Regions from separate parts of the Homo sapiens genome. Here regions 2, 3, 4, 5 and 6 are each linked to region 1. The links are chromatin loops, found by intact Hi-C in ENCODE. Cell type or tissue: OCI-LY7. All regions are shown on one strand.

Region 1 (5,000 bases):
ACTTAAACTGCTATTACCAATAGTGACTGGCATCTCAGTTCAGAATAGTCATACTCTTAAGAACAGAACATCATAAAAGAAAAACAAAATCAAAAGAAGCTTCAAAAAAAACCTCTCTCGATTCCTCAGAACATAGTTGTATATGTTTGGGTACAAAAATCTCTATCTTCTCGTCCAGTGCTATCACATAAAAGTATCATGCTAGTAGCCTCATTATATTTTCTACATTTCAAAAAGTCAAAGGAAGGTGGTCCATGCCTGTAATCCCTGCACTTTGGGAGGCTGAGGTGGGCAGATCACTTGAGGTCAGGAGTTCAAGACCAGCCTGGCCAAAATGGTAAAACCCTGTCTCTACTAAAGATACAAAAGAAATGAGCAGGCATGCGTCTGTAATCCCAGCTACTCGGGAGACTGAGGTGGGAGAATCACTTGAACCGGGAGGTGGAGGTTGCAGTGAGCCACAATCACGCCACTGCACTCTGGCCTGGGCTAAAAAATGAGACTCTGTCTCAAAAAAAAAAAAAAAAGTAAAAGGAAGGGTGAAATTTATTTTAATAACATTTTATTTAACTCTACATATCCAATATGCGATTCCTTCAATATATTATTACTATACAAAGTTATTGAGACATTTTATATCCACTTTTTCACACCAAGTCTTTGATGTGAATTCAAAGATGTGAATTCAACACAAATTTGTGAAATTTGATGTGAATTCAACACAGCATGGATCAATTTCAACTAGTCACATTTCAAGTGTCCATTGTCACACATGGCTAGTGGCTACCATTATTAACACAGTTACACTATTTCTCTAAAACACTGACATAGGCCCTGGAATACCTTGCATCCTTCCCTTCTTTCTCCAATAAAAAACTAGCTCCTTTGGCTGAGATCCTCCCTTGAGCTTCTTTCATATATTATAGTTACTCCTGTTCCTCTCTTTACAATAACAACCAAAATAATTAGCTCTTAATGAGCATCTGCTATGTGTGCCAAGCACTGACACCATGAGCTTTCCACACATTACTCATGCGTTCCTCACACCCACCCTGCAAGGTGGTCAATCTCACTCTCCTAAGAGAGGCGACAAAGAGTCAGAGTCAGTCACAGACAGAGGAGAGGTTCGACACAGTCAGTGTGACTCCAAAGACCACGTCCTCTCTGCCTCCGACAACACCATTCTGCCTATACACAAGCCATGATTTATGGCAATACCATCCTTGTCACCAATAAAGAGAGAGGGGGAAACAGGGCAGTTAACATGTGCTGGGAAAACCCAAAAGATAATTCTTTAAGAACCAGGAGCATATCTCTTCCCCCACAAACGCTCTCTTGATTGGGCTAGTCAGGTGGACAAAAGAAAACATAGAAAAATGGGTGGCCACAGGATGGGGCAAGAATGGAGGGAGATAATCACCTGATAGAGAGGCCCTGGTTGAGATTTCTGCAGAGCTTATTTCCAGGGCAAATCGTGAAGGCAAGCTGGCTGTATGCAGCCAATAACCTTTCAAAGCTGACTGTCTAGCGTTTCTGTCTCAGGGAGCCAATAGAGAAACACAAAAGCAGGCCAACTGTTTATTTTGAATGTGATAATACCTGTACTTAACCAATGGCTTTAAATTATTTTAAAAATAATTCACAAAGAACTCAAAAGGTTGAGAGCATGGTTTCTTTGAATTTCCCTCACAAAGTCCCCTAGAGTGTGATAGAGGAGAAAGACGACTGGGATTCAAGTGGCTCTGAGTAACTGTTACGACCCTGGCTATGTCACTTAACCTATGAGTCTCAGTTCCCCAAGTGTGAAATAAGCAGGGGTGGACTAGGCTAAAATTCCTGAGTTCTCCAGATGCCCCAGATTCTGAAAACCCAGAGGGGACTGGGTTCGAAGGTACACAATTGCCATCTAGTGGCAAAATAAGGACATTGACAATAGAATGGAATATAGAAGCACTTCAACTTATAGGGTTATGTTCTGATAAATCCATCATAAATTGAAAATATTGTTAAGTCAAAAATACATTAAATTCACTTGATCTGCTGAACCTAATAGCTTCACCTAGCATACCTTAAACATGCTCAGAACACTTACATTAGACTACAGATAGAGAAAATCATGTAGCACAAAGCCGATTTTATTTTTTAAAAAGTGTGGAGTGTCTCATGGAATTTATTGACTACTATACTGAAAGTTATCAACAGAATAGATGTATGGTTACTCTAAGCATAGTTTCTACTGAAAATGTATCATTTTTGCACCATCATAAAGTCAAAAAGTTATTAAGTGGAACTATTGTAAGTCAGGGATCGTCCGGTATTTAGAATTAGCAGGTTTGAAGAACTGGAAGGGAATCAATTCAATTAGAGACCTTAGAAATCAGTTCAAAAGAGATCTAGAGGAAAATGATGCTTACAAAGGAAATAACTGGCTTAAAGCCACACAATGGTTCCTCAACCCAAGTGTGAAATATGTGTGCTGAAGACAGTGACTGTAATACTTATTAAACCTTAATAATTAAAATAAAAATTAAAGTTTGCTACCCTGAGGGCTAGCAAAAACTAAGCACCACTAGACAACTGGCATAGATAACTTTTATAATTAAAAAGTTAATTTTTACAAGGGTATTTAAGACACATCTGCAATGGGTACCACTTATGAACCTACTACTCAAACTCCCTTCCTCTTGAAAGTTTCCACATCATTGATAATCAGTATTCAAACTTTTGGCTAATTTCCCTCATATGATCAACTGTTTTGAATTTTTCTGTCACATATAATAAAGGTTAATGTAGAATAATCTAATCCTAAAGCCATACCACACTCTCCACTCTTTCTGTACCCCTGCCTGATTTCTGTGACCCCAAACACAGATGAGTTGTTGAATGTGGTATCATTAAACAGGAAATGACCGAAGTGAAATCCAAGAGTGACATCAATGGTGTCTGATAGTAGCTTTTCCTAAAGTGATGCTTGATGCTCATTTTTTTCCTCATGTGCACTGCCAACTCCTTCATAGCCAAGTTTCTCATTTACTAAATTCTAAGTTCTCCTTCCATGAGGAAATATAAATCTTAACCTACCAGCTTCCTGATCTCTCCAAAGGAATAATTTCTTCTATTTCAGTGTCTTCCCTTAAACTAAAGGATCAACTAAATTTTATACATACTTTTTCTTTTACTAGAGGTTATTAATTACTGAATGCCCTTCTCTTAATTCTTGTGCTAGATTTGGTTACCACTGGTCTTTATATTTGCTGAGTCTTTTCAAATAATTCACAATGCAAAGTAACACAGGTGTTTATATGTCATCTGCATGTGAGATTCTCCTGTTAGATATATCTCCCTAATTTTAGGCTACAGATAATGGGGCAACAATGGTTTTTCTACAGTGCAACAGGCAGAAAAGAAAAGAACGACTACGTAACATCTATTATTGCGAACTTACTATGGGCCAGGAAATATGTTAGACACCTAACATATACTGGCTCTAATTTTCTCAGCAGCAAATCCAGGTAGAGATTATAAACTCCATTATTTAAAAGCTCAGAAAGATGAAGAGATTTGCCTTTGTTATCTTCCTCGGGATTACCAGAATTCAGAATCAGGTCTATGGTAGCAAAGCTTTCGGCCTCCCCACTATGCATCAGTCACACCTACAGCCCAGATGTTATCACAGTACTCACATTTCTTGGCAGTTATGCAAGTTACACCTTAAGACTTTCATTCTGTACTGCTTACCAATATTAGAAGGGAAAAATAAAAAGGAAAGAATGTCTTTTTTCCGTACATATTATTCACATATGTTCATCCTATCCTCCCTATTGGAATGTGAGTTCCAACATCCTCAAGTCTTCCCACCACAAATAACATAAGTTCAAAACAGAAACGATATAAATCCATTTCAAATAAAAATATTTTATCCTTTCAAAAGCTAAAATGAAAGAAAAAGTTAAATCAAGGAAGAGCAGCATGTACAAACCGCTAAGATGATTAAAATGTCAGAGTACTGTATCATAGAAGTCTGGTCTTATGTATAGCAATGGCCTTGGAAAGGTCGGCTCAGTTAAATCCCTGGTCTCAAAGAGAGTCACTCCCTAACATGTGCTGGATGGTTCCCAAACATCAATCTTACATTCTCACTTTGCTTCTGATGAAAGCCCCGATGGCTCTTCATTAAAGGATGAAAAAAGTTCAAACCTGACAGACTGGTATTCAGGGCTTTTTATAACTTGACCTCAACCAAATCTGCCATTACGTCCTAGCATACTATGATATCCTCGAGGGCAAAACTGTGAAGAGGTTAAGAGCAAGAGCTCTGGAATCAGAAAGCTCAGGTTGAAATCCCAGCCCCATCCCTCATAAACTGTAAAATCTAGTACAAATTACTTAACCCTCTATTTCTTCATTTATGAAAGTAGGGTAAAAACAATAAGTAACTCAGTGACTGCAGAGAATTAAAAATATATGGAAAATGCTTCTAGAACAGTACCTGGCACTGAGTAAATACTCAGCATTAGTTGCTATTCTCATTATTATAACTGAATAAAATATAAACCACCAAAACTGATAGTTACCAAGAAACTGCTCTCTGCAGGGTTGGTTTTTACATCCGCTAGTCTCCTTCCTTGAAACATATTTTCCCAATTTTTTCCACCTATCCAAATCCCAACCATTCCTGGTAGTTCACACCAATATTCACTTCCATCAGGCTTTTTCTGACCATTCACATCCTTATTTACAAGGCCACCCAAAAGCATTGCCAGGCACCCAAAGCATGTTGCCTATTCACTCAATTCCTTGGCTACACACAATGCTATTCATGCCTCCTCTCTCCATTTAACCTATATAAACCCCTGGAGGGCAGGAGTCTGTGTCTTAACACAATTCTCCTGTATCCCCCTCAATACCTCAATGGTTTACAAAGAGTTCATACTTACATAAGAGCTTAGAATATAGATGCTTAATGAATAGAAATAGCTATTATAATGTTAATGTTCTCA
Region 2 (5,000 bases), 810 kb before region 1:
AATTAAAAAGCAAAATTGTTGAAATAGCTTTATATTCTTATATTTAAATAGAGAAAATGAGTATGTTTGATCTGAGACCAATGATGGGGGAACCTTTTTATCACGTTGGCCTCATAACCCTAAAGGGGCACCCTCTCACTCCACCCCTGCCCCCACAGTCCCTGTCACTCCTTGTTGTGTCAACAAGTCTGGCAGCTGTACTTTTAAGGTAGTTCTTGACTATGTAGGAGCAGTAGTGAGTATATAACTTTTCCTACCATCTAGAGCCTAGTAAATATCATTATCAGATATTTTGGAGACCTTTAACTTATTTAATATGTGTTTCTTATGTCATTTTGAAAATTGACATTTCTCTTTGAACACTTTTCTTTCAACAGAGCCAGACAGAAAAATTAGCCAAGGTTTACCAGCCGAAACGTTCAGTCTTATCCCCTAAAACTACTATTTCTGTTGCCCATCTTTTGGCTGCAAGGCAGGACTTGTCAAAGATTTTAAGGACAAGCAGCGGCTCTATAAGAGAAAAGACTGCCTGTGCCATCAATAAGGTGATTAGAGTACCTTTAATTTTTTCCAAATGCATTTATTTCTGTTCATAAAATAAAAGTTTAAAATATCTTTCCTATTCTGTAGGTGTTGATGGGCAGGGTGCCTGACAGAGGTGGTAGACCCAATGAAATCGAACCTCCACCCCCAGAGATGCCACCGTGGCAGAAGAGGCAAGATGGCCCCCAGCAGCAAACAGGAGGCCGAGGAGGAGGGAGAGGTGGCTATGAACATTCCTCATACGGAGGACGAGGAGGTCATGAACAAGGAGGCGGGAGAGGTGGACGTGGTGGCTATGACCATGGTGGCCGAGGGGGAGGAAGAGGAAATAAGCATCAAGGAGGCTGGACAGATGGAGGGAGTGGTGGAGGAGGTGGCTACCAAGATGGTGGTTATCGAGATTCAGGTTTCCAGCCAGGTGGCTATCATGGTGGCCACAGCAGTGGTGGCTATCAAGGCGGAGGTTATGGTGGCTTCCAAACATCTTCTTCATATACAGGAAGTGGATACCAGGGTGGTGGCTACCAGCAGGACAATAGATACCAAGATGGCGGGCACCATGGTGATCGTGGTGGTGGTCGTGGTGGGCGAGGTGGTCGTGGAGGCCGAGGTGGTCGTGCAGGCCAGGGAGGAGGCTGGGGAGGAAGAGGGAGCCAGAATTATCACCAAGGGGGTCAATTTGAACAGCATTTCCAGCATGGAGGTTATCAGTATAATCATTCTGGATTTGGACAGGGAAGACATTACACTAGTTGAGGCTACCGAACCTTACATTTTGCTAGAGCTCAAGTAATAGAAACTTAGTTTCAGAATCCTGAATTCAGCACCTATTTTGAATTAATGTGAGACCACAGGTGGCAGGCAGATTCCTGCTTGGCATAAGCATTTGTAGGTCTTCATTCAATTCTGTTAGATTTTTTTATTGGACTTACATAATGCCGTTTATTTGAGAAACACATAACATCTCTCCTTTCTATGAAAAATTTTTTAAAAGGTGGTTAAAATTGCCTTTAATTGCCCAGTAGACTAATTCCACAGTCAGAACATGCAAACTTTTTTGAAGAAATTACTTGAATAAGTAGTTTTCATGTTTTCAATATGCAGTTTTGAAAATGAGGATTCACCTAGACTTTTTTAGATTTACTACTAGGAAACCTTCCTCATATGAATAACCATTTATATGTGTTTTGCTTAAAGTATTCCAATGCCTATTTTCCAAGCACAGTTCTGCCCCCCGGTTGACTTTTATGCCACGTGTGCTTCATGATGGAACTTTTAGGTCAGTTCCTATTAAATGAGCTCTTTTGCAGATAGCACATTCAGTAGCCTTATTTTGTTGATGGAATACTGTATCATATGCTCAACTCTGAAAACCTTGAACACGGCCAAAATCCATAAAGATTATAAAAGCAAACTAAGTTGTGAAGCTATAGTACATGTAGGCATTTAGTTAAGTATAGCAATTCAAACTGACCTGCATCCATCCAAAACAAATTCCTCCTTCAACCTTATTTTTACTTGAAATTTGCTAGAAGAAATAGCAAACCGAAATTTGTTTTATGCATGAGTTAATACCACTGGCTCAGCAAATACAAGTTAGTTTGCTTTAAGCAGGTAACTTTTTTTGTAATGGAAGAAATGCACTACAAAGTTAAGACAGATTTTTGCTAAGTGCAGGAGGCCCTTTATTATTGCTGCAGAAAACAAAAGCCTGGCTGAGTTGATGTTTTACATTCTCCCTTACTGAAATCTACATGACATGATGCTTCTTGCTGGGTTTTTGTACATGTAAACATTGTCAAGCTGTGAAAGAAAATGGCTGGAGGTGTGCTTTGTGTGAAAGGTGAGCAATAAAGTATCTGTTAAGTTCTCTCTTTGGTTTGAGTTTTATTTTAGCTACTGAATTATTCTGGACTCTTGCGTCAAGCTGATGAGCTAAGGCTTTTGTTCCCAAAGATTCTTGAGTATTTCCTTAAAACCTAATTTTAGTGAAAGGTGACTTTTATCCTAAAACCTTAAATAAATGGAAAAATGGCTCTTTCCAGGTTTTCCTTTTATAATAATATAGCTAGAAACCGTCACCACTCATCTCTGGCCACTGGGTGTAGCTGTTGCTACACATACTAGGCAAAAATGTTTTTAGGGTTTTTTTGTTATTTGCTTCTCCATTCTTCCTAAGATTGGGGGACTTTTTTTAAAAAAGGAAGTAACTGAAAATATAAATATGTTTATCAAAAGAGAAATTGTATTTCCTTTCTACTAAATTGGGCTTTTTTAAAGAATCAACTCATGTCATGCCATTTAAAATAATCTACTTGCTACTGAGATAAGCACATTCTTCTAATACTAAAACCATCTTTGAAAACCCACATTGATCCTTTTAACTTTACCTGTTTATTTTTCAGCTAACATTTACAATTATTTTAAAATGTTCAAATTTGAAGACAATTTCAAGTGTTTTATCATTAAAGTAAGTTAAGGTTTTAAGTTGTCTTGAATGTTGTGTTGGTTTCTTTAAACTGTTAAGTAATTATGTTTATATAGGATTTCCTATTAAAATTGTCAAGGTTTCATATTTTAAATGTATCATATCTTAGGATGTATTTATATTTAGTATTTGCTTTGATCTGTTTTGTAGCCTCAGACTCCACAATATAGCTAATGAATACAGGTTTCATTCTTTTGAAAAATATTTTGATTTATCTTTACGGTTAATAGATTGCTTTTTCGAATATAAGGATGTAAGAACACAAATGATACATTTCGCCCTGATAGTTCTGAAATCTGCAGCTCCTGCTTCAAACTAGATTTTCCCCCAACATTATTATTTTTTAAAAAACTTCTATGTTCAGGGGTACATGTGAAGGTTTGTTATACAGGTAAACTTGTGTCACAGCGGTTTGTTGTACAGACTATTTCATCATCCAGGTATTAAGCCCAACACCCGAAGGTTATCTTTTCTGTTCCTCTAGTTCCTCCCACCCTCCACCCTCAAGTAGACCCCTATCTGTTGTTTCCCTCTTTTGTGTTCATGCGTCTTCATCATTTAGCTCCCACTTATAAGTGAGAATATGTGGTATTTGGTTTTCTGTTCCTGTGTCAGTTTGCTAAGGATAATGGCCTCCAGTTCCAGCCTTGTTCCTGCAAAAGACAGGATCTCATTCTTTTTTATGGCTATATGGTATTTTATGGTGTGTACATGTACCACATTTTCTTTATCCAGTTGGTCATTGATGGGCATTTAGGTTGATTCCGTGTCTTTCCTATTGTGAATAGTGCTGCAGTGAATATATGCGTGCATGTGTCTTTATGGTAGAGTGATTTATATTCCTCTGGATGTATACCCAGTAATGGGATTGCTGGGCCGAATGGTAGTTCTGCTTTTAGCTCTTTGAAGAATCGCCATACTGATTTCCACAATGGTTGAACTAATTTGCACTCCCACCAACAGTGTATAAGTGTTCCCTTTTCTCTGGAACCTTACCAGCGTTTGCTGTTCCTCCCCCGCCTCTCCCCATTCTGAAACCATAAAAGAATTGAGTTTTTTCTCTTGAACATAGATCAAGTTCTCTAGAAACAGGATATTTCAAACCACCAGTTAGTTTTATTGTTATATTAAAGTTCTTAGGTTTTGTATAGAGAGTATCTTTTGATCTTATATGCATTCTTAACCTTAACTTGTAAATAATGATTTACTGGAATATAGGGCATATGAGAATTTCTTGGAGAAACAAGCGAAAAATATTAGGAGAGAATTTTTAACATGATATCTTAAACTGTTATCTCTTAAAACGGATACAGTGAGACAGACAGTACCTTTAGTTAATGTTCTGTTTCCTCCTACTACTAGGAACTAGAATAGGATGTCAGTATTCTCTATGAAAACTATTAAAGATATACCACTATCATTTTTATTTCTTGCTGTAGATCCAAACTAATCTAGTGTCCAACTGTGGTAGACATAGAATAGGCAAATTCTTGCTGAGGGAAGGCATTTGAATCATTTCTATATATACTTAATTGATTTCCCAGTGCCCAGATTACCTCCATCCTTAGACTTAAATATTTTTAGGTTGTGCCCATTGTATCTTTCTGGATACTTTGTCTACCTATATTACATCCTTTTGAAAATAGTTTTTAAATATGTTTATATTATTTAATCATACCCCCGCCTCCCACTTTAGGTAATTTGGATAGCATTTGATCCATTTGTTTTTTAACAGAGAGGGTTACCTAAATAAAATTTAGGTATTTATTTGTATTTTACCTAAATAAAAAAATGAGTTTACCTGAATGAAAAAGTACATTCATCACAGAATACTTAGCATTTTATGACTTCTTATTTTCCTGTTTTTCTTGTTTTTCTCATTCTTCATTATCATAGTAATAACTAGAAATGCTTTTTTTTTCCCTGTGGTTTCCATATTTGTATACACTAATGTATTCCTAGGGTTCAA
Region 3 (5,000 bases), 500 kb before region 1:
GAGTCCATCAAAAAAAAACCCAAGGACTCAAAGGGGGCCTTCTGAGATTAATTACTCCTTTAAGATTTTCTGTTTCCAATGTCCTTTGTAAGAAGGTCTAATGGCCTAGTGAAGGTGGCACAGCTGGTGGTTAGAAGCACTGGCTTGAAGACAGTGCAGGCACAAATGCTGCTGCCCTTTACAGTTCTGCAGAATGGGGCAAGTGACCTCACCATTCTATGCCTCACTTTTCTACATGTGTAAAATGGAAATAATCAGAGTTCCAACTTCAAAGTATGAGAATGAAAGAGATGCTCTAAATAACGCATGTAGCCAATGCCTGGCATATTATATGTGCTCAATAAAAGTTACCATTATTGTTCATATTGAAGTCATTTAAGAATATATTTAAAAACCAACACATTTATACCAATACTACCTTGGGCTATTATCTGTCATCGTATAGTAAACAAGGCTCAAAAGAGAGGCTGGTATGAATGAGGCCAAGCGACCCTCCAAGGTAAATAGTTTGGCGCCTCTGAGCATGACAACCTAGGAGCACAGCTTTGTTAGAGAGGTCTGTGGTTTGAATGAGAAGAAAAGCAGGTGGGCTATTCTCGCTAATAACACACTGTCTATTCTGCAGTAAAAGGATGTGGAAAACAGTGCTTTAACACAGATTCACTATGGAAATGACCTAAATTGGGGTTGAGGTTGCTCTCCGAAACCAAAACCACATGCTTCATTTTTCATAAAGTATTCACTGTGCTGTGACTTTGAGACTACTCATGCAAGTCATCTGAAAAAGGAAGCATATGAACTTCAGCATTTTACACAAAGTCACCTGGATGTATGAGAAATGTATGCACACCCCATGTATTTACAAATTACTTATACCTTTTGTGAGTCTAGTTATGTTAATTCACTTTCAGGAAGATACATTTGTTTATAGTGAAAATATTATCAAATTATAGGAAAAATAATTCAAAAGGCTAAAAACATGGGTAATTAATATGACTGCCTAAACTTAAGTGACTGGCAATAATAACACAAAACAATGAATTATACATACAGCACAGCATATAATCATTAACAAGATAGGAAAATGCTTATTTGTTAAAAAAACACAGGCACAAATTATAATATAGAATATAATCTCCATTATACTACAATACACACAGAAAAGAAGGTTGGAGGGAAGTAGATCCAAGTTTTATGGTTTTTAGGATTAGCATTTTCTTCATTTTTTTTGGTACTTTTTAAAATTTTTACACTAAGCATGTCTTGGCACTTTCATAATCTGAAAAGTCTTCCTTAAAAATATAACTTGTATGTACCTAAAATCTGAAGGTAAAAGGTAATCTTCACCAGGTTATACTCATGGACTTTCAGGTAAGAATTCTCTTCTGTTTATAGGAATTTTTTAGTGAAACAGCATGAGATGCACACGACTCTATATTATACATAGAAGCTTCCTTTGCAAGTTACTGGTGTTTAGATTTCTTGGGTTTTTTCCCGGGTGGTTATTGACCTATCTTTATACTCATCTCTGACATTTTCATAAAGCAGAAAGACATGTTGACCATATTTGCAAAAAAAAAAATTAGAAGGTGAATTAATATATTCAGGGCAAGGGTTCAGAACAAATTAAGAGGCTATAAATCTGGGGTTTTCATGAAAAGCTTGATGAGTAGTCACTAACCCACTCCCACAATACCAATTTGGTGATTACCAAGTATTTGTCATTTGGCAGGGACAGCCTTAGAATGGAACTTCTTTATATGTGTGAACAAGTCTTCAAATATATGTGATGCTTAATTAAAATGTGATATATTCCTATGCCACAAATTGCCAACATAGCTAAAGTGTTTCTTCTCAAAAGTCAGCTCTGAGGTAGGAGAAATAGTGAAGAAGTATAACTCTTTAGTCTTAGGAATAAAATGAGTAATAATGGCCTTTCCCACCAATCCAATATCTTAGATAGAAGCTAGGAGGTTGGAATTTGATAAAAAATGTTTGTTGATTTTTAGTTGATTACCTCATACATAAGTATATAGAGACGTGGCTTGCAAACGCTGAACATGTCTGTCAGGATCACGTTACATGTAAGAAAATGTTAGGCTGACACCACTAGAGGGTACTAAGAGATACAGCAAAGGAAAGAGGGACACTTTCTGAAACATACTTGATTTCTACTTCTTCCCATTTTTACACAAGTGATTAATTAATGTAACTGTCATCAGTTTGACCTCAGAGATCCCTTCCATCCTTTGCCAGGCAGGATTCCATTCTTTTTTTTTTTTTTTTTTTTTTGAGACGGAGTCTTGCTCTGTCACCCAGGCTGGAGTGCAGTGGCACGATCTCGGCTCAGTGCAAGCTCTGCCTCCCGGGTTCACGCCATTCTCCTGCCTCAGCCTCCCAAGTAGCTGGGACTACAGGCACCCGCCACCACGCCCGGCTAATTTTTTTGTATTTTTAGTAGAGACGGGGTTTCATCGTGTTAACCAGGATGGTCTCCATCTCTTGACCTTGCGATCCACCCACATCAGCCTCCCCAAGTGCTGGGATTACAGGCGTGAGCCAAGGATTCCACTCTTGTAGGCAGACAGAAAACAACCATCACACCTTCAAAACACCCCTGTCTGCTTTCTATTCACTACTTATCAAAAAGTTGAACATCAGAGGCTGTGTGCAGTGGCTCACGTCTGTAATCCCAGCACTTTGGGAGGCCGAGAAGGGAGGATCACTTGAGGCGAGGTCAGGAGTTTGAGGCCAGCCAGGACATGGTGAAACCCCATCCTTACTAAAAATAGAAAAAATTAGCCAGGTGTGGTGGTGGGCACCTGTAGTCCCAGCTATTCGGGAGGCTGAGGCAGGAGAATCGCTTGAACCCTGAGTGACAGGGCGAGACTTTGCCTCAAAAAAAAAAAAAAAAAAGTTGAATATCAGGTAAAAAAATAAATTACTGGTACTTATACTTTAAAACATATAAAACATGTCTCCCTCATATCTCCCCTGTGTTTTCTCTCCTTTTCTAATAGGTTTTCATTCCTGAGCACATAGACAGTACACAAGTCCTGAGAATGTTGTCTTAAAGAACAGGAAAAGTGTTCTGCATTTTCTGTTTTTTAGGGCAAAGACAAGATGCTTTATATTTTTCCTAAGTGGTCACTCACACATCGGCATGCAAACCTTTTCCCACCGAGTAGATCAGTTCATGTAGAAGAATATGATTCTTTGAGCAAACTGTGTCAATATAAACTCTAGAAACTGGGCTCTGTCTGATACACCAGAGTCAAGCCTCACATAGACAGCACTCATTTCTTGTGTCAGGGGTATGTATGCTGGTGAATGGGAATGTCTTGTCTTTTTAGCATGCTTGGCTTTCTTGGCTTTGCAGAGAGACGATTAAGTGAGTGCTCCCCACTGGACTCTCTCACATGTCCTTCATAATGCCACCTGGTTCACAGGACAGCCCTACTCTTCCCTACTATATCTGCTCCCTGAAAACCTCATCTTCACCAGGTCAAGGACCTTATTCTATTTCTTTTGCTGGAGTCCATCTAGAATATGGAAAAAGGGCCATGACAGAAAGCCAGTGATGGAAAACCAAATACTCTATTTATACCAGCAACAAGGCCAATGGTAGATTTAACAGTGTGGTATTTTTACTCTATTTTCTAAAATTAAATGAAACAGAAAGCTTTTAGCAAAATATGAAAATGACTATACTGACTTTTAGCTTTTTTCTTCATCATGTGATTCCCTGAATGAATGAATGAATGAATGAATGAATGAATGGAGTCTGGAAATACTAAAGCATGATGATTTCACATGGAAATAAAAGAGTTCATTTTCTATCCGCATACACAGTTTATTGAGGCAGTAATGACACTGGTAATATGCTTGAGGGACAAACATTTTTGGGTCATTTCTGAGTTCTGGAAAAGATCTGATGAGCAAATAGTTTTTTTAAATGTCTGGGCCATGATAATTACAGAGGTTTCCACAAGGCAGTTAACTCAGTCAAAGAATAATTTCTGACCAGTCTGCAAGAGCCATGGAGAAAGCTTGGGAAGAGCCAGAGGAAGGCATCAAATGTTAACTCATGGAAAGGTTTACAAAAATGCCCTGGCTTCCTAACTGCCCCACAGTGAGCATAGATTGTCCCACAACAATTGAAACAGATGTTTCCACTTTGTAAATATCTGCCAGAGAAATAAAAGTTTGATTTTCCCAACCTATCCTTTAGCTATTAAGACACTATGCTAAATCAAGAATTTATATGCTGAAACATATAATTCACTTGAAAATGGTATGCCAATAATGTTGCGAGCCACCAAGTCAGCTGTTAAGAGTGGAAAACATCACACGTATTTCCTGCAGATATGTGGCTCACTTTATAATTATCACATGTCAAAGTGTGTTTAGCTAAATGTGAAAAGGCTACTTCCAATTTCACCATCGTAAAGATATAATCACTAAACAATGTGGAGCTGATGGTATTCATTTTAGACTCTTACGTATTGTTCTATCCCTGTCTTCAATCATGGGAGAAACTAACAGTAACAAATAATATTTACCTCCTCTGTGTTTTAGAGACAAAAACATTATTATGCAATATTCCTGAGAGAACTGATGAGATTGCTCCTTAAATCTGTGTTTGGCTCCCATATGAAACCGATGGGAACATACACATTTTGAGTTAAATTATATTTGATACAAAACAGTCTTCTTGTGCTAATGCAGATCACTATGTATAGTGTAGCTCTAAAGTTGCAAACCACTTCATTTCAAAGACTATCTATACTGTTCCCCCTATGGATTCTTTCAGAAATATTCTTTTACTACAGAAAGTGGAAGTACCTACAACTGTTGCATGAAAAGAAAATCTGCATCACTTGTTTCTTGGAAGGATATATTCATGCTTCAAACATGTGACAGCAGATGTCAGCCCTGTATTTCTGCCAAACTCAAATTAAGCCTCTAACAAGTTGTGTTTTAACAACTTCCTATAGCAA
Region 4 (5,000 bases), 670 kb before region 1:
AGTCTGAGTTGAGACATGCAGTAAGGATAAAATACACACTGGGTTTCAAAGACTTATTACAAAAAGGGAATATAAAGTTTTTATTAGTGGTTTTTTATATTGGGTGCATGTTGAAATGTTATCTTGGATATATTTGGTTAAATCAACTATATTATTATTATTATTTTAGAAAGGGTCTTGCTGTTGCCCATGCTGGAGTGCAGTGAGTGGTGCAATCATAGTTCACTGCATCCTCGAAATACTGGGCTCAAGCAATCCTCTCACCTCAGTCCCCTGAGTAGCTAGGACTACAGGCATGCACCACCATGCCCAGCTAATGTTTAAAATTGTTTTTGTAGAGACAGGGTCTTGCCATGCTGCCCAGGCTGTTCTTGAAATCCTGACCTCAAGCAATCCTCCCACCTTTGCCTCCCAAAACACTGGGATTACAGGTGTAAGGCACTATCCCCCACTCCTTAAACTATGATATTAAAATTCATTTTATCTGTTTCTTTTTATTTTTTGAAATGTGGTCACTAGGAAATGTAAAATGAACTATGTAGGTCACATTAGTGGCTCACATTTTATTTATATTTTATTTTTTTAATTTTTTTGAGACAGGATCTCACTTTGTTGCCCTGGCTGGAGTGCAGTGGTGTGATCATAGCTCACTGTAGACTTGAACAACTGGGCTCAAACAATGTTGCCAACTCAGCCTCCTGAATATCTAGGACTATAAGCACGTACCACCATGCCCAGCTATTTTTTTTTTTTTTTTTTTTTTTAGAGACAGGATCTCACTATGTTGCCCAGGCTGGTCACCTGGGTTCAAGTGATCTTCCAGCCTCTGCCACCCAAATTGTTGGGATTACAGGTATGTATTTCTACAGGACTGTGCTGTAGGGTGTTCCATAATAAATAGTAAGAGCAGTAAGTAGTCTTTAAAACTGGAAGTCAGAGCTGCTGCCGAATTTTACTCCATATCAGGCTAACCAGAGAAGAGTATGACTTGGAGTGATGTAACAGCCCACACATGTTTAGTTTCCCCATCCAAAGAATTCTAGTAATACCCAGCAAGACAACTATGAACACAGGCCGCTAAGAGAAATAAATAAATGTTACCACAGCATAATACCTGCCTTACTTAACTGTTTCCTAATTGATAACCCATCCCTCATTTTCATCTAAGGGATGTGCCCATTTCATGGCATGGAAACTAGATATTGAATCATTAATTCACTTGTTTTGAGTTTTTGTTGTTTTATTCTCCTGCCCATTGCTATTAAAATGAAGACTAGGGACAATTTAAAAAATAGAAACATGAATTTGCTATTTATAAATGTAATAGAAAGAAACACTTTTAAGATTCTATGTCTGGGCAACAGGGAGTTATTCAGAGGCAAGAAAAGTCACAGCAATATCGCTGTGCATTTTACTAGCTATGTGCACAGGGAGGCGTTCACACTGACCCTGAATATTAATAAACATAAAAAGTTCAGCAGCAAATCCCTGTTGTGGGATTACCGGATTACTGAATTAAAAACACATTGGAAGTCATTGCTGCCAGCAAAGAATTGTGTAACTGCTGGTAAAAAAGAAAAAAAAAAAAAACAATAGTGATTTCTGTAGGAGAACAAAACAATAATATCTTTGTAATGTTCTGAAATCGCTACATGAATAAAGCTGAGACGGGCTCCCCTGCATTTCCCAGTTTGATTTGCTGACCATCTTGTCTGCCCATAATTGTTTTCTGCCATTCATTTCCTCCAATTGTCAATTATTACTAAAACAATTATGAAAAAAGTGCATGTCTTTGTTTCCTGCTGCTGATGAATGCAGTGAAGTCATAGAACAGGCCAGTGCATCATAATCTTTTCCATTACAATGGATTATGCTGTCACAAACAGGATATAGCCCTTTACTTGGAGGAGAGGCCGTCAATGGCAATGAATTAGCATGAACATATTGTCAGCCATGACAGCAAGAAATCAGAACAGAGACTTAGCTCTGTACATTTTGAAAACATACTGGGTTTTGTTCCTGATTATAAAAGTAGTACATGCTTATTTATCCTGGAGACAAAGTAGAAAATCAAAATCACCATTATCCCACCAACCAGAAATTTTTTTTCGAGACGTAGTCTCGCTCTGTCACCCAGGCTGGAGTGCAGCGGCGCGATCTTGGCTCACTGCAACCTCCGCCTCTTGGGTTCAAGCAATTCTCCTGGCTTAGCCTCCTGAGTAGCTGGGACTACAGGCGCATGCCATCACGCCTGGCTAAGTTTTGTATTTTTAGTAGAGATGGAGTTTCACCATATTGGCCAGGCTAAGAAATTTCTATTGTTAACAGTTGGTGTATGACTTTTTAGCTCTTACTTCTTTTTTCATATGTACATATATATTTTTTAAGCAAATGGGGTCACACTATATACATAATTTTGTAGACTTCTTACATTCACTGAATGTAAGTGTAAATGTTCACTTAACATTTACTATGAATAGTTTCCAATGTCATTAAATATTATAATGTAATTTAATGTCTGTATAAAATTTCATATTGTGGAATGTTATTTAACAATTCCCTGTATATTTAGGTTAGTTACAAAATGTATCTGTTATGAATAGTCTTTTACACACGCATTATTGTCTCAATTTATGATGTTTTTAAGAATAGATCCCTAAAAGATAGACTTTTTGCTTTTTACTAAAAAATATATTGTGTATTTTGAAGTAAATATTTAGAATCAAAGATCTAGGAAATCTTAATAAAAAGGCACGTATGTGCATTGAAAGTTTAGTAGCCAAACATATGTGCCTGCCTAAAATGGTAAACAGGTGAAGTATTTTTAATGATTAGAAAGTTTAAGATAAATCTAAAACTGTTCTATTCAAAATGCCTTTCAGGCCAACAAGCTGTAAGGGTGTATGTAATTCCATGGAGTCTTCTTCCAGAATTTCCTAGCACAACTAGCCTTCTTGAATTTGCTATTTAGAGATTCCTAAAGAGCTTGCTTCTAGTGCCTGGCTCTGCTGTCTCTGGGCTGAGCGTTGTTTTCTGGTATTGCCACTAGAGAGCAGCCAGGGACAAGGAGAGGAGGTTGACACCCTTGGTCTTTTCTCTTCAGCATAACCTTTTTCTAAAAATTGCACGATCTAATTTATATGTGGAATATTTTTTAAACCCTAAAACACAGAGATACAGAATGAAACAGTGGCCACTAAGGGTGGGAGGAGGGGGGAAAGGGAAATGGGGACATATAGGTCAAAGGATACAAAATAGCAGACACTAAAGAACAAGTTTGGAGGCTGGGTGCCGTGGCTCACGCCTGTAATCGCAGCACTTCAGGAGGCCGAGGCAGGAGGATCATTTGAGGTCAGGAGTTCAAGACCAACTTGGCAACATGGTGAAACCCTGTTTCTACTAAAAAATACAAAAATTAGTGGGTGCAGTGGCGTGTTCCTGCAGTCCTAGCTATTTGGGAGGCCGAGGCACAAGGATCACTTGAGCCCTGGAGGTGGAGGCTGCAGCAAGCCGAGCTTGTGCCACTGCATTCCAGCCTGGGTGATAGAGGGGGACCTTGTCTTGAAGAAGAAAGAAAAAAAAACAAGTTTGGAGATCTAATGTCCAACCTCAAGATGAAATTTAATAAAATTGTATTGTATTCGGGATTTTTGTAAAATAAGTATGTTTTAGCCACACATGTCATACAAAAAAAGTAACTATATGAGATTATAGATTCTTCATCATAATCTTTATTTCACCAGATGACCAAGGGAAAATTTAAAATGAGCCACTAAGGGGAAAAACGATTCTGGAGGTTAATAAATAAGGAAAACCTCTGGGTATAAATGATTTCCATTTTCTCAGAGAGAGTAACCAAAAGATGGAGAATTCTACGAGGGCCATCAAAGTTACGAACAATAGAAGACCTGGAACCTGGCTAAAAACTGGGTTCTAGCATGAGCAACTGGCGCCCTTAGCTCTTTGCAGATGGAGAAAGTGAATCTAGAGCCAGAGGCTCAACATTCTGTATATGAGTCTCAGTTGTGAGGGCTTTGGCCCCTACACATGGTGGTTCCATTTTCCATCTGCCTCTCATTAATGATGTGATCATGGACATGTTACTTAATCTCTCTGACCTCACTTTTCTCAACTACAAAATGTGGCTGGCAATGGAACCTGCCGATAGATGGTTGCAGAGGCAGAAGGAGATAATGGAGATAAAAGGCTTGACATCGAGTAAGTGCTTAATAAATGTTGTCGTTTTTATTTCCAGTTCTCACCTCCCTCCTAAGCTGTTTTCCATTCTCAGCTGTTCGCTTACTATTTCTATCTGACTATTCCATCATTCCCTCAAATTTCCTGTGTTTGAAACCAAAATCCCCATCCCTCTCACTAACTCCCTGACCTGCTGCTGTCTCTTTGGCCATTTCTTTGAATGGAGCCATAAAACATAACATCCTCTTGAACACATTCTCTCCTCCTATAACCATACCCAATTAGTTTGCAAAACGCGTCAGTTTGTTCTCAGATGTGTCTCCATTGGGCTTCTTTCTCTCTGTCTTCATCAGAACCCAGGCCTCGGTGCCCTGATCTCTCCCCCAGCAAGTTCTGCCTCCAACCGGCAGATCTTATGCACGCCATTTCCCTTTTCAGAACTTCTCATCGGCCCCAGGTGTCTTTAAATTCTTGACTCCTTAGTTCACCATTAAAGTCCCACCACCTTCTGAACCCAGCCTCCTCCAGGCACTTCTTTCCTGCTCCATAGGCTCATTCCCTCTGCTGCTGTCAAGCTGGCTGACTCTCAGTTCCCTTGAAGAGTTGCCAGATTTGGGAAATCAGAATACAGGGCCCCCAGCTAAGTGTGAGTTTCTGATAAACAGCAAATACTATTTTCGTATAAGTAGGTCCCATGCACTAAGTCTCATACACAGTCATGCAGTAGGGCACACTTAGACTAAAAAAGTGTTTGTTGTTTATCTGAAATTCACATTGAACTGGGCATCCTGTATTTCATCTGA
Region 5 (5,000 bases), 600 kb before region 1:
TATTGGACTTATAAATAGGATGATAAAATGTGAAAGTTGAAATCAAATTCTTAGGAATATCTAGGTTTTAACATTTAAAAATTGAGTACATTGAATGTTCATTAAAACCCAACATAGGCCGGGCGCAGTGGCTGACACCTGTAATCCCAGCACTTTGGGAGGCCGAGGCGGGCAGATCACGAGGTCAGGAGATTGAGGCCACCCTGGCTAACATGGTGAAACCCCGTCTCTACTAAAAAAAAAAAAAAAAAAATACAAAAAAATTAGCCGGGCATGGTGGCGGGCGCCTGTGGTCCCAGCTACTCAGGAGGCTGAGGCAGGAGAATGGCGTGAACCTGGGAGGCAGAGCTTGCAGTGAGCCGAGATCGTGCCACTGCACTCCAGCCTGGGCGACAGAGCGAGACTCCGTCTCAAAATAAACAAACAAACAAACAAACAACTCAACATAATGGTCCTTTGTGTGCATAAAGCCTCTCTTTGACTTCCTAACTTACACTGTAGGAGCCTGGCCGGGCACAGGTGGAGCTTCTCTGCAAGTACACAGGGGTATTCGGGTCTGTGCAATTCCCTGAACACCCTCCTATCCCTCATTGTCTTTGATTCTTGGCCCCTTTCAAAGAGACTTCTAGCACTGGATAACCAGGGAGCAGTGCATGATGAACGTTGACTCATTTCCTAGAACTGGATTTGATTCATAATAATTGCTAACGCCTTTCGCTATGGCGCATTTACTGTAGGCCAATCCTCTCCCATGCATTATCACATTTAACCCTCTTGAGCATGTAAGAGCCATGCATGGATATGGAAGAAATCACTAGGATTTCAAGTGAGGAAATTAACATACGGATCACATTACATCAAAGAGCTACTTTCAGTTTGAATTCACTAATGAATTTTATTTTGCAATAATCTTTTGAGAGTAGTAAAAGTATTTTCAACCTTTCTTTGGGAGGGGTGAGAGAAAGCTTTCTAAATAAATACAGGAGTCCTTTCTTTTTTCTTTTTTGGGAAGGAGTCTTGCTCTGTTGCCCAGGCTGCAGTGCAGTGGCACAATCTTGGCTCACTGCAACAGCCACCTCCCGGGTTCAAGCGATTCTTCTGCCTCAGCCTCCAGAGTAGCTGGGACTAGAGGCACACGCCACCACACCCAGGTAATTTTTGTATTTTTAGTAGAGATGAGGTTTCACCATATTGGCCAGGCTGGTCTCGAACTCCTGACCTCAGAATCTGCCCACCTTGGCCTCCCAAGTGCTGAGGTTACAGGCGTGAGCCACTGTGCCGGGCCAAGAGTCCTTTCAATGAGGAACAACATAACTGGCTTACTGGCCATTTCATATAACATCCATTCAATCTAGTTCCATGGATACCAAGAGTTCAGTCCCACAGAACTGGAACGCTTGCCTGTTTTATAGATATTCTCTGTGCCCGCATGACGGCCACTCGATTTCCTTTTGTATCTTTCTAGTTTGATTTTAATTTTCCATTGTAAGTGACTAGCGGTTATTGTTTCTTTAATTATAATGTTCAGGATCTATGATTGAAATGATAAATGCTTTCATAGTGATTGTATTAATTATCATAACCTCACGAAGAGGTCTCAACTTTGGATAAAGGAGGTTGAAGTAATGTGCCCAGTGCAATGTCACAGAGCCAGGACCAAAAGCAGAAAGAGATCCCTGGATTGCCTAAACCAAAGGCAGTGACCACTCATTGTTTCACAAGTAGGGTGTTCCAAAGTGATTATTAACATTCTTTGGAAACATATTTCTTGGAAAAGCCTTTAAACCGTGACTGCTGACAGGCCTTTTGCAACTATGGCCCAGTTACAATATTTTTTCAAGTTTAGTCCATGAGTCAAATCCCTGTCTTCCTTCACACCTCCAAGGGCATTACGAAACTTCTTGCCCTGAGATCTTTGGGAGCGTCTAAGAGCCATGCACAGATATGGAAGAAATCACTAGCCGAATTGTTTGAAGACATTCCAAATTCTTTACTTTTGCAAAATGATATGAATACTTGGGTAGGTTAGATATTAGGAAGGATTGAAAAATTTTCTGTCACAGCAAATGGTGAATTTATTAAAGTATCATTTGCAGATTTAAAATACATAATATTTAGGAATAAATTATACTAATTATGCATTTCATTAAATACAACTTTACACCTGTTCCAGAATTGTTTGCCTAGTACATAGTAGGCATTCAATAAATAATAAAATAAAGAACATGTAAGTAATTTAACTAAAACTGAAAACAGGTAAGTTATAAATAATTTAGATTTCATTTCAGATCATTTACTTATCTCTTCTTATAAACCACAAGCTGTATATAATTTATATACAGTAATGATAATTCTTCCTAGCATTATTTAAAGGAGTATGAATAACTGACAAATATCTTCTATTCCCCTATAGCACAGTCTACCTTTCTCAAAGGAAGTTGGATACATACTGACATTGCTTTGACTCAACAGATCCTCACTAAGTGCCTATTCACATCATGCCTTTGTGCTTTATTCTTTTATTCAATAGGCATTAAACAAAATCCATTTGCTCTTTCATCAGTCCCAGAACTAGAATTTTTGATTCAGATGTGTAAGTCTGTCTCTTCAAACTGCTCTCTTAGCAACACTGAGAGGACCATGCCTCTGTATGTTGATCAATGTTCGTGTTTCATTAAACTTTGTTAACATTTTTCAATTTATTTTGTGGCACCTTCTGTTTCCTTTGGGACCTCATGTTTTAAAACCATCTTTCTACACCTGAGTAGTCAAGAAATTACCTGTGCTGTAGTACATTACATCGCCAATAGGTGGCATTCTCCCAACACACTAGTTGTCCCGTTTATCAAGTCTTTGTTCCGTTTACTTACAATGTCTAATTACTTTAACAATTTACTTATCAGAAATCTAATTATTTTAACAATATAAAAAGACACTGGGATCCCTGGGTACTTAAGATTCAAATGTTCAAATATGTATAATTTTCTTTCATTTGCAGATCAACGGATTTTGATTTCCATGAGATAATGGCACCCTCTATCTTGTGATTCTTACGTACATTTTCCAGAACATTTAAGCTTATGTTATCTTTTTTCAGATGAAGTCTTGCTCTGTTGTCCAAACTAGAGTGCAGTGGCACGATCTTCGCTCACTGCAACCTCCGCCTCCTGGGTTCAAGCAATTCTTGTGCCTCAGTCTCCAGAGTAGCTAGGATTGCAGGCATGCGCCACCATGCCTGGCTAATTTAGTAGAGATGGGGTTTCACCACGTTGGCCAGGCCAGTCTCAAACTCCTGACCTTAAGTGATCTGCCCACCTCTGCCTCCCAAAGTGCTGGGATTACAGGTGTGAGCCACCACACCCGGTGATTAAGCTTATACTTTTAAGAGTAGCAAAAAATAAAAACATTAAAAAATCATTTTAGATTAAGTGATAGGCATCACTAAAAGTTTTATTTACTGAGAATTATTGACTTGCTTTAGTTCATTAGTCCATTGAATATATAGTTTTTTGTTATTCCTGCCAATGTGTCTGTGGCTACAGATTTGATGACACATTGCCTCTTATTATGCTCATTGTTAGCTCTAAAATCAGTTTTTCTTTTAGCACACAATGTGTGAGACAATTTTAAAATCTCAGCTTTAATTCTTCACTTTGTTACTTTTCTGTTCTAAGGGAGACTATTTAAGATGTGCTTTGGGATCATGGAAAGAGACTCGAGTAACACTGAAGAGGTTAGAACGTAGATTCTGGAGCAAGGGTGCCTGGATTTGAAGCTTCCACTTACTGGTACGTGACCACTGACAGGCATCTTAAGCTTGCTGTGCCTCAGATCCTCTGTCAGAAAAAGGAGGGGTAGTATTCTCCCTTATCCACTAGGGATATGTTCCAAGACCCCCAGTGGATGCCTTAAACTGCAGGTAGTACTCAACCTTATATATACGATCGATTTCTATCAGATAATGGAGCTGCTACTAAGTGACTAATGGGCAAGTAGCATACACAGTATGGACACCATGGACAAAGGGATGGTCCACGTGCTGGGTGGGACACCACCAGATTTCATCACACTACTCAGAACTGCATGCAATTTAAAACTTATGAGTTGTTTATTTTTGGAATTTTCCCCTTAATATTTCGGACCGTGGTTGACTGTGGGTAACTGAAACCAGATAAGGCAGAGGACTACTGTAACTGTATACCTAAGATGGCTTGGCAAGTTAAATATCTCAGTAGATGGAAAACATGTTGAAAATGCCAGGCATTGTGCTATGTATATGTTAGTTATCATTTTTATTATCACTTAGACTGAGAAAAACCAAGCAACAAAAAATCTATATCCAATAAACTCCATATGCAACCAAAGGCCTCAAAGTTCTGATAACTCTATGACTTTCTTCTCTCACAGCGCTAGAAATTCTCAGCAAGATCAAACAATGACCACTCTGTCTTCATTTATGAAATGGATACAATGGCTCGTTTTTCCTGACTTGGTTTCCCAAACAGCTCTGTCTCTCAGAGGCTGACATGACATCACAATAAAGACCACAAATTTGAGGATCCTCCCAAAACAGTTTAGCCACCCAAATCATTTTAAGAGTGGGCAGGATCAGCGGGTACTGTGAAAGGGGAAGGAGAAGAGGAGTCAGGGGCTGCAATGGGGCAAGGAAGGCCTCCAGAAGTCTGAATGGGGAGACAGTCAGTCCATGATACATCCATGGTGAAGGAAAAATCAGGAACTTCCTCCTAGTGCAGTCTGCGGTCTGGCCTCTGTAGTGGAGCATTGAAATGGGATCCTAAGCAGCCCCAGAAATGTATGAATTCTACAATTATGCAATTCTCCTTATGTAAAGCTCCCCTGACACAATCCATCACACTCATTTCCCCTGCATGTGGTACCAATATGCAAGATGCCATCTAACTTCAGAGAACACTATTTAAGCAGCCACTCCTACCTCCTGCACCTACCAGTACTCTCAGATGTAGTTGCTGCTTTAGCAA
Region 6 (5,000 bases), 260 kb before region 1:
ACACACCTGTAATCCCAGCTACTTGGGAGGCTAAGGCAGGAGAATAGCTTGAACCCAGGAGGCGGAGGTTGCAGTGAGCTGAGATTGCCCCACTGCACTCCAGCCTGGGTGACAGAGTGAGACTCCGTCTCAAAAAAAGAAAAAAAAAAACGTTCATCATGACCCTGTTGTAACAGCAAAACACTAAAAACAACCCAGTGTTCATTATCAGTAGAAATGATAAATTGTAGTATACTGACATAATGGGCTACTGTAAAAAGTAAAAGAATCCCCAGCTTTAATCAGTGGTTCTCAAAGTGCAGACCCCTCCAGCAGCATTCAGCATTGGCACCACCTGCGAGTTTGTCAGCCACCCAAATTCTCCACCCCTCCCCAGACCCACCAAATCGGAAACTCTGAGGTGGGGCCCAACAAGCCGTATTTTATCTAGCAAGCCCTCCACCGGCGATTCTGATTCATGCTCCAGTTTGAGAGCCACTGTTACAGAAGAATGTCAAAAACACCTTGAGCAAGAAAAGCAAGTCTCAGAAGAATACAAACAATATGACATTTGTTTAAAAGTCAAAAACTAAACAGCACAGTATCCAGATATACCTAAAAATGTGGTAACACTATAAAGAAAAGCAGGAAATAACTGATATAAATTATTTTCTGGGAAAAAAGGATAAAGGAATTAACAAGGACCACGTAAGAGCCTCTAAGATAATGACAACAGTGTTTTTATTTCTTCAGCTACGTAGTGGGTACAACAGTTTGGGTTTTTTTATTACTATCCTTTAAAATATGTGTGTTGTAAATTATAATCATTATGAACGATCTCTTTTCTAAAAAGAAAAAATGCTGAACTGAGGTTGAGAATGTCAAGTCGTGAACGTAGAATTATACCCCATGTGAACTCAATTCTAACAAACGGCCTACAAAAAATTGAGTACACAGCAAGTGTTAAATATTTGTAGACTATTAAATGTTTACAGTGATTTGATATGCTTTTGCATTCTTCTCCATTCTTCCGAATTTCTCACAATGCATAAAACAACCCAAAAAGAATTTTTTATCTAGAAAGTATGAAGAAATACAGTAGACTATAAAATAATTTGGTGTCCACCTCACCATCACTCCCATTTCAAGCTTGCTCTCTTTTCCGGATTTAAAATTCAAATCCTGACTACACAGTTTAGCCTATGAAAAGATAATGGTCTTCTATTCTGGTCTCAAAATGTGTTTTTCCTCTCTAATTTTTCAAAACACTTTCATGGAACTCTACGCAGTTTTGCTTACTTCTCATCTCCATATCAAGGTATATAGCCAGTTAGAATTTTTTAAATTAAAAGCAATTTATGTGTCATTTAGAACTAAGTAAAACTACACAAGAAAATCTCTTATAAATCATACAAGGACTGCTTTAAGAAACTCATTTGTTTCTAATTTATTTTCTCCATTAGCAACGTGTTGCTAAAATCACAAGAGAATAGAACATTGCTCATATGAATTAATTCCTATCCATCGGCAACAAGGGGAACCAAGGGTCGGCTACGGCATCCAAAGAAAGGCAATTATGCACAATGAGCAAAGAAGGTGGTTCGAGGTTGCACTGCCAAGAAATGACATATTCCAGTGGAGTTAAACCCCCCTCTTCAAATTTTGGCATTCTGCGGTATAAAAATAAAACTGAAGAACATTGAAAAGCAAAGCTTGCCACCTGCTGCCCACTGGCATAATCGTAAATGTTCAAATTGCATCCTTTTTTTTTTATTTAAACCCTTCTACTAATTGATTGGCATGGATATTTCCATATTGCGTATTTATTCATTTTCACCAGTCTCTGAGAGGAAATGTCAGCCCCTCAAATTTTTAACCAGATGCTATTTCAAACCCTATACATAATCAGCTATAACCAGTGCACCTCTAACCAGAAAGCAAACCCAACTTCCAAATGGTTATATATGTTGTGTACTGTATATAATAAATCCACCAAAATGCAGTTGTGCTCATTATAGTATCCAGACCAGGGAAGAATTCCTTTGAAAATGTGCCAGCTCTGTCCTATGCTTCCAGGCCTGTCATCATTCTAGATGATATGGAATACAAAACCCATTTTCTGATCCTTATAGATTTTAAAATCCAAACATTAATAGCTTAACTCCCTTCAGCTAGTTTATAAATAGTTGATATACATTCACACTACAAAATTTCAAGTAGAAGCCCAGCTAAAACACCTCAAAGATCAGCTTTAAACATTTAAACTTAAATACCTTAATTATATTAATACCGACAAGTGTTTTCATGGGTTCTGAAAATGTTTTCAGTATTCTTTTTCATTTGCACTTATTCTAAAGAAGTCTGAGAAATAAATGCATTTTAGCCTTTTTTTTTTTTTTAGAACAACAATCCTTCAAGTCTCGTCTCTTTCTTCTAACTCTGTAGATTTGCGTATCCATGCCATCATTCCCTCAAAAACAATCCAGAACGCTGCTAAGGAGAAAGTGAAACTTTGAATTAAAGAAGAAAATGCCATCTGAGAGAAAGATGCCCTAACAGCCAGTCACAAACCCAATTAGGACGGTGAATGATGCAAACACGACTCCATCTGCTCTCCTGTCCCCCAGGGAGCCGGGGAGGGGGTTAGGGCTGTGGCCTCTTGAGAGGCTTATATGGCAAACAGTCTCATCACATCACATCGATAACTCCTGAGGCGCTTTGAAATACAACTTTAAAGGCTTCTGCCTGCTGAAACTGTCCATACGCAAAATAGCACCAAAGCTAGTTGAAGTTTTTTCAAGTTTTGTCTGGGAACTACTATAAAGCAGACAATAAAAAATAATTCATTTTCAAGACAGATGGCACCATAATGTTGCACTATTTTCTAGTGTGCATTTTTTCCTAAACACTAGAGGCAGCGTCTCCATACAAAAGAAAGTCCATCCAGCTGCAGCCAGTTAGCTTTCAGATTGCTGTTTCTGTAGAACATCACACACATTAAAAAAAAAAAAAAGTCCCTTTTTTCCCCCACCATAGTCAGCTCAACCCTTTCTTCTAAAACTCTACAGGAGCTATTATTTCATGCATTATTATTGTCAGTGTTTCTGATCTCTTTCCCGCTTGCATCTGATTGTTCACACCTGAGAACACCTAGAAGTGGTTTGTACTTGTAAGGTTAAAGTTTAGTTAGATCTTCCTACATGCTGTCTGCAATTCAGAAGGGTGCCTGGTGCACACAGGTAATGATACAGTAAGTTAATCCTTTAATTAATTAAATCCAGGCCCATTAACACCAGAACTGGGCTTTGACTGAACAGATAAAATATCTGACTTAATATCAACAGAGGGGACAGTATTACATGTTTTGTCCTATGAAAATATAGCTCTCTACTAAAAATGAAAAAAAAAACCACTTACACTAGAAATGATGGAAGAAACATTCCAGTTATCAATTATTCATTGAAACTAAAGACTATTTAGTTTGGCTGCTAGCACACTGCCTGGCACACAGTAAATATTCAACAAATACATGTGAAATTGAAAGTCCCAATCATTTCTTTTGGTTTCTTGTCAAAGACTTCCTAATGGAGCTTGATCAAATCCTTGTTTTTCATGAACATCCTAAATTATTTGAACATAAAGCTGAGCTTGATCAAATCCTTGTTTTTTATGAACATCCTAAATTAATCTGAACATAAAGCTGATATGGATATGTAAGTTTTTTAAAAGAAGTATAGCATTTCCTCACTAGGTATGAAAAGCATTTCTGATTCTGTGAAAGGCAATTACCATTATTTTTATCAAGCAGCATGTTACTACACTACTTCACAAAGCAAATCACAAAAACTTTCCTAGCAACTTTAGACCTTAATAGCTAAATTAAATGAATATAAGTCTGAAACAAAAACTGCTTTATTAATAGTATCAAATACATATGCAATTTTTGTGTCATACTGTTACTTATTTTATATTATTTTAAATAATAACTAATGAGAATGCAGTCCAGCTAGGAAGACATTTAGAGCCTAACAACCTGTTGGTTATTATACATCTGTGTGTGATTACCCAAGGTTCCTTTCCAGTTCACCAATACAGGATAATCAAGATGTAGGACTTCTGTCACCTAAAGGAGGAGGAATATAGGTGAGTGGATCACTCCTAGTGTAGCAAGAAAAACACAGAGAAGATACACGGAAGTTGATATCGATAGGGGTAGAGATAACAAAAAGTAGTTATGGCAAAGCTATAAAGCCAACAAAGATAAAGGTAGAAAACTCTTGAACATTTGAAACAGGAAAAAAGACCTTGATTATTCTACAGAGCATGATGTGTTAGTTTGATCAACACAGAAGGAAATCAAATCTGGTTTTGATTATGGGTTGATGAATTTGAGTCTAGGGATAGAGTGTAATAAGGAACAGGAAGCCTTCAATGATATCCCCTACTTTCCTGTTCCTAAAGAGGATAAGATTACATATCATTCCATTTAACATAGGTAGAGAGAGAGATCAACATTAGACTACACATAATTCCTTAACCCGAATCCAAAGGAATTATTTTCTTGACTGGCAGTCTGAATCCTTCCTGTTTTAAAGGGAATCAGATCCCTCTCCTCTCAAGTCCCTGTGCAAGACAGACACTCCACAGGGCCAGCTCCTCTAGGCCTCCCTCTCTCTCATCTGCCCAGCAGCCAGCCTCCCAGGCCTTCCCTCACACTCTCTTAGCACCCCACCTGACCTGGCTTTCCAGGGTGAGCCTGACACTTCTTCAGTGACTATCAGAGCCATCTTCATATTCCTCGGAGCCCTACACAGAGCTCCTCTGTCTGACTGTCAAGGCTTTCCATAATTGGACCTGCCCACTCAATCTCATTTCCTGCTATTCTTCAATCCCCACAAAGAGATCAATTCCCCAACAGGAGAATCATTCCCACCCTATCGTCCACCTGTTATTTATTTAAAGGCCAGACTCTCCTTCACTTTTCCAAGTCCTTCCAACTCTGGTCAATGTTCCTTTAGTCC

Evidence for each region. Hi-C counts contacts between places; a loop is a spot of excess contacts. Peaks named below come from ENCODE experiments on the same cell type or tissue, not always from the same donor. Only the 100,000 strongest peaks of a DNase experiment are listed, where the experiment ranks them.
Region 2: a loop joins it to region 1, with 5 times the contacts of the local background. A loop is called at or near these places in 49 of 110 quality-filtered maps.
Region 3: a loop joins it to region 1, with 11 times the contacts of the local background. A loop is called at or near these places in 39 of 110 quality-filtered maps.
Region 4: it touches region 1 in a loop (5-fold over the local background); 21 of 110 quality-filtered maps call a loop at or near these places.
Region 5: a loop joins it to region 1, with 9 times the contacts of the local background. A loop is called at or near these places in 43 of 110 quality-filtered maps.
Region 6: a loop joins it to region 1, with 9 times the contacts of the local background. A loop is called at or near these places in 71 of 110 quality-filtered maps.

The regions. Positions count from the first base shown.
Region 1 is chr2:32,769,711-32,774,710 of GRCh38, reverse strand. All of the region lies in intron 13 of TTC27 (tetratricopeptide repeat domain 27), which reads right to left. Among named protein-coding and RNA genes, the nearest start is that of LINC00486, 53 kb to the left of the region's middle. In OCI-LY7, CTCF peaks have their summits at 1,680 and 1,898 (motif pointing left); a DNase peak (open chromatin) is centred at 1,880; H3K27ac peaks cover 544 bases.
Region 2 is chr2:33,581,075-33,586,074 of GRCh38, reverse strand. FAM98A (family with sequence similarity 98 member A) reads left to right here. Exons shown (of 8, transcript NM_015475.5): 7 at 378-545; 8 at 631-2,415. The coding sequence ends at 1,299. Among named protein-coding and RNA genes, the nearest start is that of RASGRP3-AS1, 14 kb to the right of the region's middle. RefSeq lists an enhancer at 1,807-2,626. In OCI-LY7, CTCF peaks have their summits at 2,422 and 2,638 (motif pointing right); a DNase peak (open chromatin) is centred at 2,654.
Region 3 is chr2:33,267,882-33,272,881 of GRCh38, reverse strand. The region is part of intron 15 of LTBP1 (latent transforming growth factor beta binding protein 1); the gene reads right to left. Among named protein-coding and RNA genes, the nearest start is that of MIR4430, 150 kb to the left of the region's middle. In OCI-LY7, a CTCF peak has its summit at 2,098 (motif pointing right); DNase peaks (open chromatin) are centred at 671 and 2,091; H3K27ac peaks cover 1,361 bases.
Region 4 is chr2:33,439,474-33,444,473 of GRCh38, reverse strand. It overlaps a transcript of RASGRP3 not described here. Among named protein-coding and RNA genes, the nearest start is that of MIR4430, 23 kb to the right of the region's middle. In OCI-LY7, CTCF peaks have their summits at 2,832 and 3,042 (motif pointing right); a DNase peak (open chromatin) is centred at 3,033.
Region 5 is chr2:33,370,958-33,375,957 of GRCh38, reverse strand. All of the region lies in intron 31 of LTBP1 (latent transforming growth factor beta binding protein 1), which reads right to left. Among named protein-coding and RNA genes, the nearest start is that of MIR4430, 45 kb to the left of the region's middle. In OCI-LY7, CTCF peaks have their summits at 2,598 and 2,811 (motif pointing right); a DNase peak (open chromatin) is centred at 2,817.
Region 6 is chr2:33,031,607-33,036,606 of GRCh38, reverse strand. All of the region lies in intron 3 of LTBP1 (latent transforming growth factor beta binding protein 1), which reads right to left. Among named protein-coding and RNA genes, the nearest start is that of LTBP1, 87 kb to the right of the region's middle. In OCI-LY7, CTCF peaks have their summits at 1,708 (motif pointing left) and 2,863; a DNase peak (open chromatin) is centred at 2,896.